2 separate regions of the Mus musculus genome follow, and region 1 is linked to region 2. A link is a loop called in an ENCODE intact Hi-C map of the cell type or tissue named here. Cell type or tissue: left cerebral cortex. All regions are shown on one strand. Links, peaks and the distances in the headings refer to the core of each region. The heading gives the core; the rest is flanking DNA. Region 1 overlaps Syn3 (synapsin III). Region 2 overlaps Syn3 (synapsin III).

Region 1 (5,384 bases), core at 282-5,281, 82 kb before region 2:
TTCATTAGAAGCTAGATGGAGATATGGGTAATTCATATTATACAACAAGTAACTGTATATCCTTGGTGGAAAGTATGTAATGAATTCTTTAAAATGACAAAGAAATGTATATAGGTTGATATTCAGTGACTACATCATGGGAATAATGGAAAGGCTGTTTGAAAAGGCCCACGATAGCAGTAATGTCAGCATTATACGGAGCCAAGATCCTCCCTTCCCCTCCCTCTTACTATCCCTCCCTCCTTTCCTCTCCCCATCCTTCCTCTGTCAATTCCTGCTCCCATGTTTGCCAAGTGTTACACCACCCAGTCATATCCTAGCCCTAAATGCAAAATAAATACAATTTGAAAAAAATCAAAGTAAGTTAAATCTCTCTTATCTAAAATTTGAATTCAAAATGTCAGTGTAGATTTATGATGTTTTTTTCCTATGCCCCCCCCCCCCAAAGACCTAGAAGAAGTGGCCATCAAAATAGCAAAGAACATGCTTAGCACTTTGATTATGGTCCTCAAAAATGCTTTTATCCCAAGGAGAGCCAGGCTTCTTGAGGGATGGCTGATTCCAGGATTTAGGTAGAAAATGTGTGTTGAGCTAGGAACACCTCATCATAGTGAGAAGAGAGAAGAAGCACACATCAAGACCATGAATCTACCGGACAAAGGACTCCTAGAACCAAAGACAGATCATTTGAGTGTCAGAAAGAACAATGAATTCAACAGATTTAAGTACATCGAATTATTAACAATCCACAACGTAAAATTAAGTGGCTGCCACTTTTGGAGGAAATTAAGACACATCATTTTTCTGAAAAGGATGAAGAAATGTTCTTTTCTGATAACATGGAGGGTTGAGGGCAAACCCCATAGCAACAGTGTATCCAGGCAACAGTGCTAGATGCCCAGATTGTTGGGGAAGAATCGCTAGGAAGTTCCCAAGGTAGTGGTCATGAAGACAATACCTGAACTCATGCATCAGCTTCACATGAAGAAAGAACTCCCAGACACAGCTTTGCCCCAGGCGTGATGTAGGATAATGTCCTTGCCCATTCAAGGAGTGTTCGTTCTCTCTTCATCTTAGGACCTGGCTTGCATGGCATCTTGGAATCTATCCTCCCAGCTCTCAGGGAAGATAGTGACAGCACCGTGGGTTGCTACCAGATGGAGTCAGAATGGAGGAAATCCTATAGGAAAAGTACTTGTTCCCCCCCCTCAATAAATACATATCATAGGGGAAAGCCCCAGTAACAACAGAGTCAGAAGGGCTGCCATAGTCACACTAGCTGTGCAAAGTCAGGCTTCGTGTGACTTCAGCCAGGATAAGGCACTACTCACATGGTGGAGCAGCACTTGCAAAGCTGAGGCAGAATTAGAGGTCAAACTGGGCTACACAGTGAGTACCAGGTCAGTTAGGGTTACATACCAGGACTCTTACTGAAACATCATCATCATCATCAACAACAACAACAACAGCAACAACAAACCAACAAAACAAAAGATCCAAGTAAAAAGGGTAGCTATTGAACACTGATTGCACGCTAGTTTGAGGATTATTAAGTTTTAGGTGTAATAATGGCATTCGGCTATGTTACAGCAAAAAAGAAGCCTTTATGTGTTAAAAATACATTTGGGGCTATTTCTGGATAAAATGGCATGCTATCTGGGATTTGCTTTGAAACCATCCAGCGAGCCATAGAGACAGAAAGAGGAGGGGTGGCTGCCAGGACCCGAGGCGAAGGGGTGGTGGGGGTGGGGTGGGGGAGGTTTCAGGGACTTCTAATGGGGATGGAGCATGAGGGTGGATTCCAGGGTGCTCATGCCTGCTATCTGGGCATACACCAAGGGGGGAAAACAACACGGAATCACATACTTTAGAAGGAGAAATTGTCTGATTCTCAGAGCTCAGATTTAAAAAATAAAAACAAAGTATCTAGTGTTTGGGAGGAAGTGTGTGTGTGTGTGTGTGTGTGTGTGTGTGTGTGTAGCAAAACTGACCATGAATAAACACTGGTGGAAGCTGAAGACTGACAATTTTCTCCTCTTTTGTGTATACTTGAAAATTTCCATGATAAAATTTAAAGCCGGGTAGGACTGAGAGAAAAAGACAAAATGGACAAGGAAATAAAATTATAGTCAGAAGGAGGTTAAAAGTGCAAACGACAATGTCTGGCAGTGTGTGTTGTTAAGCAACAAAAACAGCAATTTGGGTCAGACATCATCCAGTTTCTTTCTCTACCGGGAAAGGAATCCCAGCCATTCCTGCAGTACAAGCAACGTGGTATTTGCCCATCCTTCCTCCAGGGGGCGCTGTGGGGTCAACCCAGCCGTGATCTCCAGTGACAGCTGTCATTCACTGTAGGCTCTCTCGTCCGTTCCAGTCGCCATGCCATAACAGACCTTGCATGTTGAGATTCAAAAACAGCAGAGGATTGTTCTCACGGCTCCAGGGGCTGGGAGGTCTGACACCAAGGATGTCATGTCTGGAGGTGACCACATTTCTTGGCTTGCATAGATGGCTTGCCGTCTTGCCGGGTCCTCACATGAAGAGAGTAGGAATAGGCTCACTGGTGTCTCTTCTTAGATGAATGCTAGACTCAGCAGAAGAGTCCTACCCATGGCACATCAATTAAACCTCTCAAAGGCCCCATTTGTAAATATCATCACATTGGGGTTAGAGCTCTCTCTCTCTCTCTCTCTCTCTCTCTCTCTCTCTCTCTCTCTCTCTCTCTCTCTCTCTCTCTCTCTCTCTCTCTCTCTGCATTTGGAAGCCAGTAGACAGCTTCAGTTTTCCTTTCTCAAAAGCCATCAACCTTGTTATTTTGAGGCAGAGTCTCTCAGTGGCCTGGAGTTCACCAAGTAGGCTGAGCTGGCCAGAGGTCCAGGGATTTGCCTGTCTCCAGATCATGCTAGCACTGAGATCACACACAGACACTACCATACTTGGCGACTTCTTCTTCTTCTTCTTCTTCTTCTTCTTCTTCTTCTTCTTCTTCTTCTTCTTCTTCTTCTTCTTCTTCTTCTTCTTCTTCTTCTTCTTCTTCTTCTTCTCCTCCTCCTCCTCCTCCTCCTCCTCCTCCTCCTCCTCCTCCTCCTCCTCCTCCTCCTCCTCTTCCTCCCCCTCCCCTTCTCTCTTCCCCCTCCTCCTCCTCCTTCTTCCTCAAAGTGCCTCCTGGGGGTTGAACTCAGCTCCTCACGCTTGCAAAGCAAGCCCTTTACTGCCTGAGCTATTTCGCAGCTCAACATGAGCTTTCCTGTTACACAATTCATTGCAAAGAATCTCATATCCTTATGTCTTTTCCTTAAAACATCATTTCAGGAAAGCAGCTTTCAAGCGATCAAGGGAATGCAATTTTGTAACCACTTTGATCTGTCTTTCGTAAAGTACACTTTTGTAGTTGAAAAAAAAAATCACACACGTATGGTCTAACAAGGGCTGCAATATAAAAGGAAATCTGGAAAAAGATAAAAGTCTCCGTCCTCCTCTCAACCCGAAGCTGTCACCTGCTGATAAGACTTCTCTGTACTTCGCTGGAAATCTCCTTTGAATATGCTGACTCCGGGACATCTAAAGTGGGCCCCTCCTGTCTCAGCTGGAGCTGAGGAAAGGAGACAAAGGTGCCATCTCCCAGTGTGTGCTGGGACAGAGGGTGTGTAGCAGGCAGGTATGTGGACACCATTGCTCTGGAAGCTGGAGAGTAGAGAGGGTGCAGAAAACAAGGCGTACTTTGCTCCCACCTCACAACTGTTGACAGCTTCAGCAGAATGAGTGTGCCCTGTGCTGTGGGATGGAGCCTTGCCAGACTGGGGTGGATCCTCCCCAGGTCACTTTCAGGACAGCATCGGAGCCACTAGAAGTGGCCCGTGCCCACCATTTATCTAGGGTAAAAATGCAGAGCTCATATAGTTTGATTGTGTCTTCCAAAAGCTCATGGGTAGGTAGCTTGGCCCCCCGAATATTCTATTAGGATGTGGTAAGGAAGCTTAAAGAGGTGGAGTCTAGGAGGGAGCGACTGAATTGCAGCGGAGGTGGGGGAGATGCCCTCTCTCATGTGACCAGTTCTCATATGACTTGTGGAACAAAGGTCAGAATCTGGAGATGGGCCACTGCCTTGGTGTTCCTTCTAGTTCTATAGGCAGGAATTCATGCAATTCTTTTGTGAATCTGGTTAGTCCTGGAAAGGTGACTATAAAGAGGGGGAAGGGCTCTCCCTGCTTTCAAGCCATGGGTCTTTGCCACCGGGCATCATTCAGTTCCACCAGAGCCAATGTATGGTTTTGAAACCTTAGACCTTTGGTGACTTTTTTTTTTTTTTTTTAATCAAATGACCTAGCAGCAGTTGTATCTTGTGCTGCAGTTGAAAATGAATTCACTCACTGCCTTTTTTCTCCATGGTCTCACTAGGGAGGCAATACAATAGAAAGTTTGAAAATTCAGGCTGCAATCTCAGTCTCATCGCTTTCTTGAATGACCTTTGGAAAATTAATCAATGCCTCACTTCCCTCACGTGGCAGAATATAGGTAGCTTGTTGCTGGGCTGTTACTGAGCACTGCAGTTGAACATGATTCAAGACCCTACATGTCAACAAACCAGAAGACCGCTTAGCTCATCACAAGCACTCAACAGATGACATCATTCTTCTTATCTCATCCCTATAACATACCACCCAGCATAGGGCCTAGCACAAGAAACATTTGCTGAAGAGCCAGTGAAGGGGCTATTAGTGGAGACTGCGGGGTACAGGGGTGTGCAGGTACTGAGACCTGCATACCTCCACATCTAATCCATCTTCCCTTTGAGATGAATGCAGAAATGGGGTTCAGACCTTCCCCAGAAGCATGGTGCTTGAGCACACTTGAAGCTCACCGCATTGTTTCAGACCATTCAAAAACTTTATAGCAAGTGTTGGCCAGCTGCTCACTTTAGTCCAGTAAATTCCCATCATGTCTCCCTGGAAGACCAGGCTTAGGGAATGTTTCTTCCTGCTATGGCCAAAGCACACACTTTTTTTTTTTAAAATAAAGATAAACCCATAAGGTAGTTTACTGACCAGGGTTATTGGCCAACCAGCTAAAAGCTGAAGGACATTGACCAATAATGATGCCCAGTTCTGGGCAGTCATTCTATGGTCTTAACTTTTTGGCAAGGGGAGCTGGCAGGCCATTGGCAAACAGGCTACTCCTTGTTTGAGATAACAGAAGCATAATCATGGCCTACAAATGGAGACTTGTTTTCCTGTTTCTGTACCAGAGAGGCAGGCATCCAGCTCATTTCAAAGCCACAGCAGCATGCTAAGAAACTAGCTACATGGGGGGTCAGGCTTCCTGCTTACCTCCTAGGAAGGTTTTTTTTTTTCCATTTTTTATTAGGTATTTAGCTCATTTACATT
Region 2 (5,384 bases), core at 331-5,330:
CAGATCTTAATCTGTACTAATGAGGAGGTTTTTGAGCAGCCTCTCTGTACAATGATACAGAAAGGAAACATCAGACTGTGGAGGTAGCCCTGTTATGACTATGCTCTACAAGGGAGGAATGCAGCAATGCACAATGAGAATAAGTCACATCTGGGCTCAGGGCCAGCCTCATCCATAGTCATCTCTGAGACCACAGCAGCCACCATGACAAATGCAGGACAGTGACATCACAGGGTGACTCAGGCTGGAGATGGTAGGACAGGGAAGCCCTGGTGGGAGCCCTGGTCAGCTATAAAACCTCAGTCTAAATAAGGATGGGGCGGTAACATTAGTAGACAGGGATGGGCCATAGAATTGGGTGGTTTGAGACAAATAATAACTTGACATTTATTTTGGAAAAATATTTTCCCAAGTGTCTCACTAAACTCTGTGGGAATGAGGAATTCATAGCTGAAGTCATGAGGGAAGGTTGAGAAAGGGGCTCCTGACCAGTGGGCTTTGATTTCATGAAACTTAAAGCATCAGATATTCTTGAGTACAAGGCCTTACTCGCCCACCCTATTCTCTGTGTGAGTTGTCCCTGTCTAAGGCTGCCTCAGTCTAAAACCCCTCTATTTATCCTCAATGGTTGTGACAACAGTCCATCACTTATTGAACATATGCTAAGGGGCCAGACACTCTTTCAAACACCATCCATCTTTATTGACTCAGTTCTCACCATGACTTTAAGGGTAGCCATTCTTGTGATCTCTATTATGCCAATGAAGGAGAAAACAGAGGTATATAGAAAGATGTAAGCTGTGCCTTTGACTCAGAATATTCCGGATTACTGTGCTATATGTTTTACTAAGTATCATTGGACTGACTGGGATTTATTATTACATGAGATGATCTATATCAAGCACAGAGGCCACTGCCAAACATTTAAGAGAGAGGCTAAACTACCACCACAAGTATTAGCATTCTAGTTTGATTTGCACTGCTACAATGAAACCCTTTTAAAGAAAACAGGTTCATCTTGCTTCATAATTCTGGTCCAAGAGTGAGGTGCTGCATGTGGTGATAGTCTTCTTGCTAGATGTATCCTGCTGTGCCACAGGACACTATGCCAAGAGACAGAGGCATGTATATTTCTCTATCTTGCTCTGTTCTTTCAAAATCACCAGAACTCCATTATGATAACTTTGCCAAAGTCCAATCTCTTCCCAAAGGCCTCATCTCTTACCAAAATTGATTAAGTTTCTGTTCTCAAAACAATTGGCAGTGGGGATGAAATTTTAACACTGCAATCCTGGAGGGCACTCCATCTATATCTAAACCAGAGCACTCATACTGTTTTCTGGTACACATCTCACATTACTACCTTAAGGGAGCTCCTTTAGTGGCCTTGCTTAGAGAGGGAAGCCTTAGTGGGGAAAATGCTTTGGCTCATGATGGAAATAAAGGTGAGTTCCTGAAGACTTAGCGTCATCTGGATCCAAGCCTTCATGGGTGTCCATGGAAAAGAAGCCAGGGTCATGGCCAATATCAAGAGGGATAAGGACAAGAAATGGGAAAACAGGAAAAGCCAACAAGATGACTGCATTCTAAAGTGAGATTCCCTTCCCAGCATCTCCCTAGAGGCACTGAGTGGGTAAAACACATCACCTTTGGTAGAAGAGCCTCTGTGTTGGGGGTATAAGAAGCAGATGCACCTGCCATCAGTGATGTGCAGGGTGAGTAACCATCCGAACAAGGGACCTAATGGCAGAATATTCAAGAGAAGAGGAGCCAACTGATAATTACCAAAAACCTGAGAAGGGCCAAAAGTTTTTCTTTGTGTCCTAAGAGGTCTGTAAGTCCCCCAAGTGACACCAGATCACCATCCTATTGTCCTTGTCACCATCCTCATTTCAGCTTCGGTCCAGTAGTGATGACTGAAAGACCGGGTGGAGCTGGCTTCTTCAGCTCAGCCCCTCCAGCATTATGGGAGCTTCTTGGGTGGCTGGAGGAAAACACTTTGAGTGAGGATGGTCACTGCCTAAATGATACCACTTCTACTCTTCAAAATGCCTCCTTGGAAGGTACTATAGACACAACAGCCTCTTCTGGCTGGATTCCGTCCATGCCACTCACCTATGACATTTGTCAATGCCTTGAGAAATGTCTTAAGAAATGGCTAATGACGTATCATGGAACGAGGCCAGGGATGTTTCTAAACACCCAATGATATGACCACTGAAACACCAAAGAATTACCCTAAGTGTTCATAGTGCTGAAGTGGGGGTACAGCTCATCAGACTGCATGGTTACTGCATTAGTCATAGACATTGTCAAGGATTAATGCACGCACACTGAGATTCCAGACAACTGGTTGGAATCTTGACTCTGCTGTATAATGACAGGGGGAATTGATCTACTATACATGTAGTCATCAAGAAGATTCAGTTGGGTCTGTTTGGTAACTGGCCTCTGGTATCTACCTCCTCCTCCTACACAAACTCAATGCAAAAGAGATAATCATCGGATTGCCACACAGCTTGGGGATAGACTTTGTCAGAGCTCAGGTACTTAAAGATCCCTCGAAGTTACGAAGTCAAGCACAGAGATGCCCAGTCTTTGTCCCATGATCCATACATGCTTCAGCCCTTCCAGGGGCCTGAGTCCAGAATGTGAACACCTTCCCAGCAAGTGACTAATTGTTATGCTTTAATTATCCCACAACATGGGAGCTTAGTTTTGAGGCATTATGTAATTGTCAATGCAAACAAGAAGTAAATGAAATTTATACCCAAATCTGGTTTGACTAAAGGTTGTGCTTGTTGAGTGGGTGGAGGGAAAAACCACTCACGTCTGAGAAGCAGAGTCTCTGGCTGACGGAATTCGTACCATAAAAATCTCTTGCACATGGACAGAACCTCAGAGCAGGAAGTTACATCAGAGACTTTCTCGTCAAGAACTCTTCATTTTACATTTGAGAAATAAGTCCACGAGGGAGGAGACACTTAGTTAGAGGCATACCCTACTTATTAGCAGGGAGGAAGTCAGACCAGAGCACCCCAGAACCCTGTCTGTTGTAACATGGCACCCTGTTGTCTCCACTAAGGTGGGATTCTGCCCAGGTTAGATGGCATAGAAATACGATTTCCTAAATTTTCAGTTTAAAAATGCCCATGCTGGACAAGAGCTTGATTCTCAGAAGCCAACCCTATAGTAGGGTTTGCTTGTCTTTTCTCCAGGCTCCTGAGGCAATATTGAAGCAATTCCCTCTGTGGGTGCCTTGCTCTCTGAACTTACCACACACACACACACACACACACACACACACACACACTCACAGACATGTGCACACACACACACCACATACACACAGAGACACACAGACACACACAGAGACAAACACACACAGACACACACAGACCCAGAGAGACAGAAGACAGACACACACACTCAAAGTCATGTGCACACACACACACACACACACATACACACCACACACAGAGACACACAGACACACAGACAAATATGTACAGACATGCACACAGACACACACACACAAACACAGACACACACACACACACACAGACACACACACACACATGTTATCCTTTCTCAGAATGACATAAGAGTTTTCCGTGCAACCAGTACAAAACAGTTTCTGATTTCCTTTAGCCAGGCCCTTAGAAATCATCTGTTATCATATTGCCTTTCCATCCATTTCCCCACCACCCCTGCAATCCAGACACATTTTATTCCCTTTCTTTTGGAAACAAGAAAATGAAAGGAGGTTAAGAGGATTCCCTTAGGCTCTAGAATTTTATAGCAATGGCAAATGTCAGACAAAGAGTCCATGCCATGTTATCTGATGACGTTTCATCATGATTTACAATTAAAAAGCAAACATCAGAACTGAGTATCAAAAGCACACATATAAGATAAAAAGAAAGCATGGGGGCAAGTCATTTTAAAAAATCCTAATAAGAAAACTCTAGATTTCTCTTTCCAACCAAAGACACAGGTAGTAACAGGGGAAGATATGGAAGGATCATGTATCTGAAGGAGTCGTCAGGTGCTGGCTGAGGATTTTAGGTTGCTCATGCATGGTGGACAGCATGGTGGATAGTTGGGAGATGAAGGAAGTAAATGTGTGTGTGTGTGTGTGTGTGTGTGTGTGTGTGTGTGTGTGTGTGTGTGTGTGTGTGGTGGAGCATAGTCAGAGGTGGGAAGTGGGTTTACAGATGTGTTCAATGTTCACTAGCCCAGGTCAAATGTTAGCTGATATTTGCTTGTTTTGTGACCTTCAGAAAACTGGTGACTCTCTCTGAAGTACAGCTTTAATATCTGCAGAGTAACTTTCCTCTTTGTGCGACTGAGGATTGGAATCGGTGCTCATTAGAGGCATGTCTTTGCTCTCTCCTCGATTCCCTCCCAATCCCTTCTGTTTTGGCCCATGGAATGCAAGAGGTAAGCATTTTTTTGAATACTGACTGTATTACTGTATTAGTTATTTCTATGCTGCTGTAGAAAAAAAATTACCTGACAGACACAAAGGAGAAAAGGTTTAATTTGCTTCCAAATTCATAAGGCTTTAGTTCACCATGGTAGGGGAAATATACAACTTGGACCTGCTCCATTTCCAACGTGGGTCAGCTTATCCCTCTACAGGCAACCTGGTAGTCCCCTTGCACCTGGGAGGTTGCTATATTGATACTGAACGTAAGGGACATATTATTGATATAGCACACCACAGCTAAGAACTTTTGGACTCAAGAGATCATCGTGTCTCAGTCTTCTGCATAATAGTGAGAACTACTCATACGCAGCACCACAGTTGACAGTGTCATTGTAAGCAGCTTTGCAAGCAATGGTGGGGACATTTGAATGGCAAGCAATCAGAAAACAGCTTTCCACCGTGTAAAGACTCTGAAACCTTCAGAACAGTTGAAGTCGTGAGCACCTGTCCCTCACTGTCCTGTCCTGACTTGTGCTATGAGGGCCATCGCATATTCAAACCATAACAACCACATCGTGCCATTGGTACCTCCTGGCCTTTAATGATAACTATTCCAGTCTCGAGTATTGTGTTACATCAGCAGAAGTACATTGTAATGACAGCCCAGCGCTGCTGCTTTGTGGCTATCTGGTAATAACTAACATCTTTACACCCAACTGTATATTCCACCCATATAATGGGTACAGGGGTTGTTGAGAGGAGGCGAGTATATGCTATTTGGAAGTAGTTGTTCTATGGATGATGTACAAGCACCAGGATTTCTTCCCTCTGGGTAAGAGGATTTTGTATGATCTCACAAGTGCTGTGGTTTGTATGTGGCTTGAGTGTCCCTTGGGGACTGGCGTGTTCATGCTTCATTCCAGTGTGGTATGAAGATGATGCAAGTTTAATT

Evidence for each region. Hi-C counts contacts between places; a loop is a spot of excess contacts. Peaks named below come from ENCODE experiments on the same cell type or tissue, not always from the same donor. Only the 100,000 strongest peaks of a DNase experiment are listed, where the experiment ranks them.
Region 1: a loop joins it to region 2, with 2.7 times the contacts of the local background. A loop is called at or near these places in 1 of 42 quality-filtered maps.

Annotation. Positions count from the first base shown.
Region 1 is chr10:86,089,797-86,095,180 of GRCm38, forward strand. The region is part of intron 7 of Syn3 (synapsin III); the gene reads right to left. Among named protein-coding and RNA genes, the nearest start is that of 4930486F22Rik, 3.4 kb to the right of the region's middle. In left cerebral cortex, for the core only: a CTCF peak has its summit at 2,288 (motif pointing right); DNase peaks (open chromatin) are centred at 1,149, 2,332 and 5,155.
Region 2 is chr10:86,171,251-86,176,634 of GRCm38, forward strand. All of the region lies in intron 6 of Syn3 (synapsin III), which reads right to left. It overlaps Gm35636 (a long non-coding RNA gene), which reads left to right. Exons shown (of 8, transcript XR_003949028.1): 3 at 4,327-4,443. Among named protein-coding and RNA genes, the nearest start is that of Gm35636, 12 kb to the left of the region's middle. In left cerebral cortex, for the core only: no CTCF peak of the experiment used is centred there; a DNase peak (open chromatin) is centred at 2,784.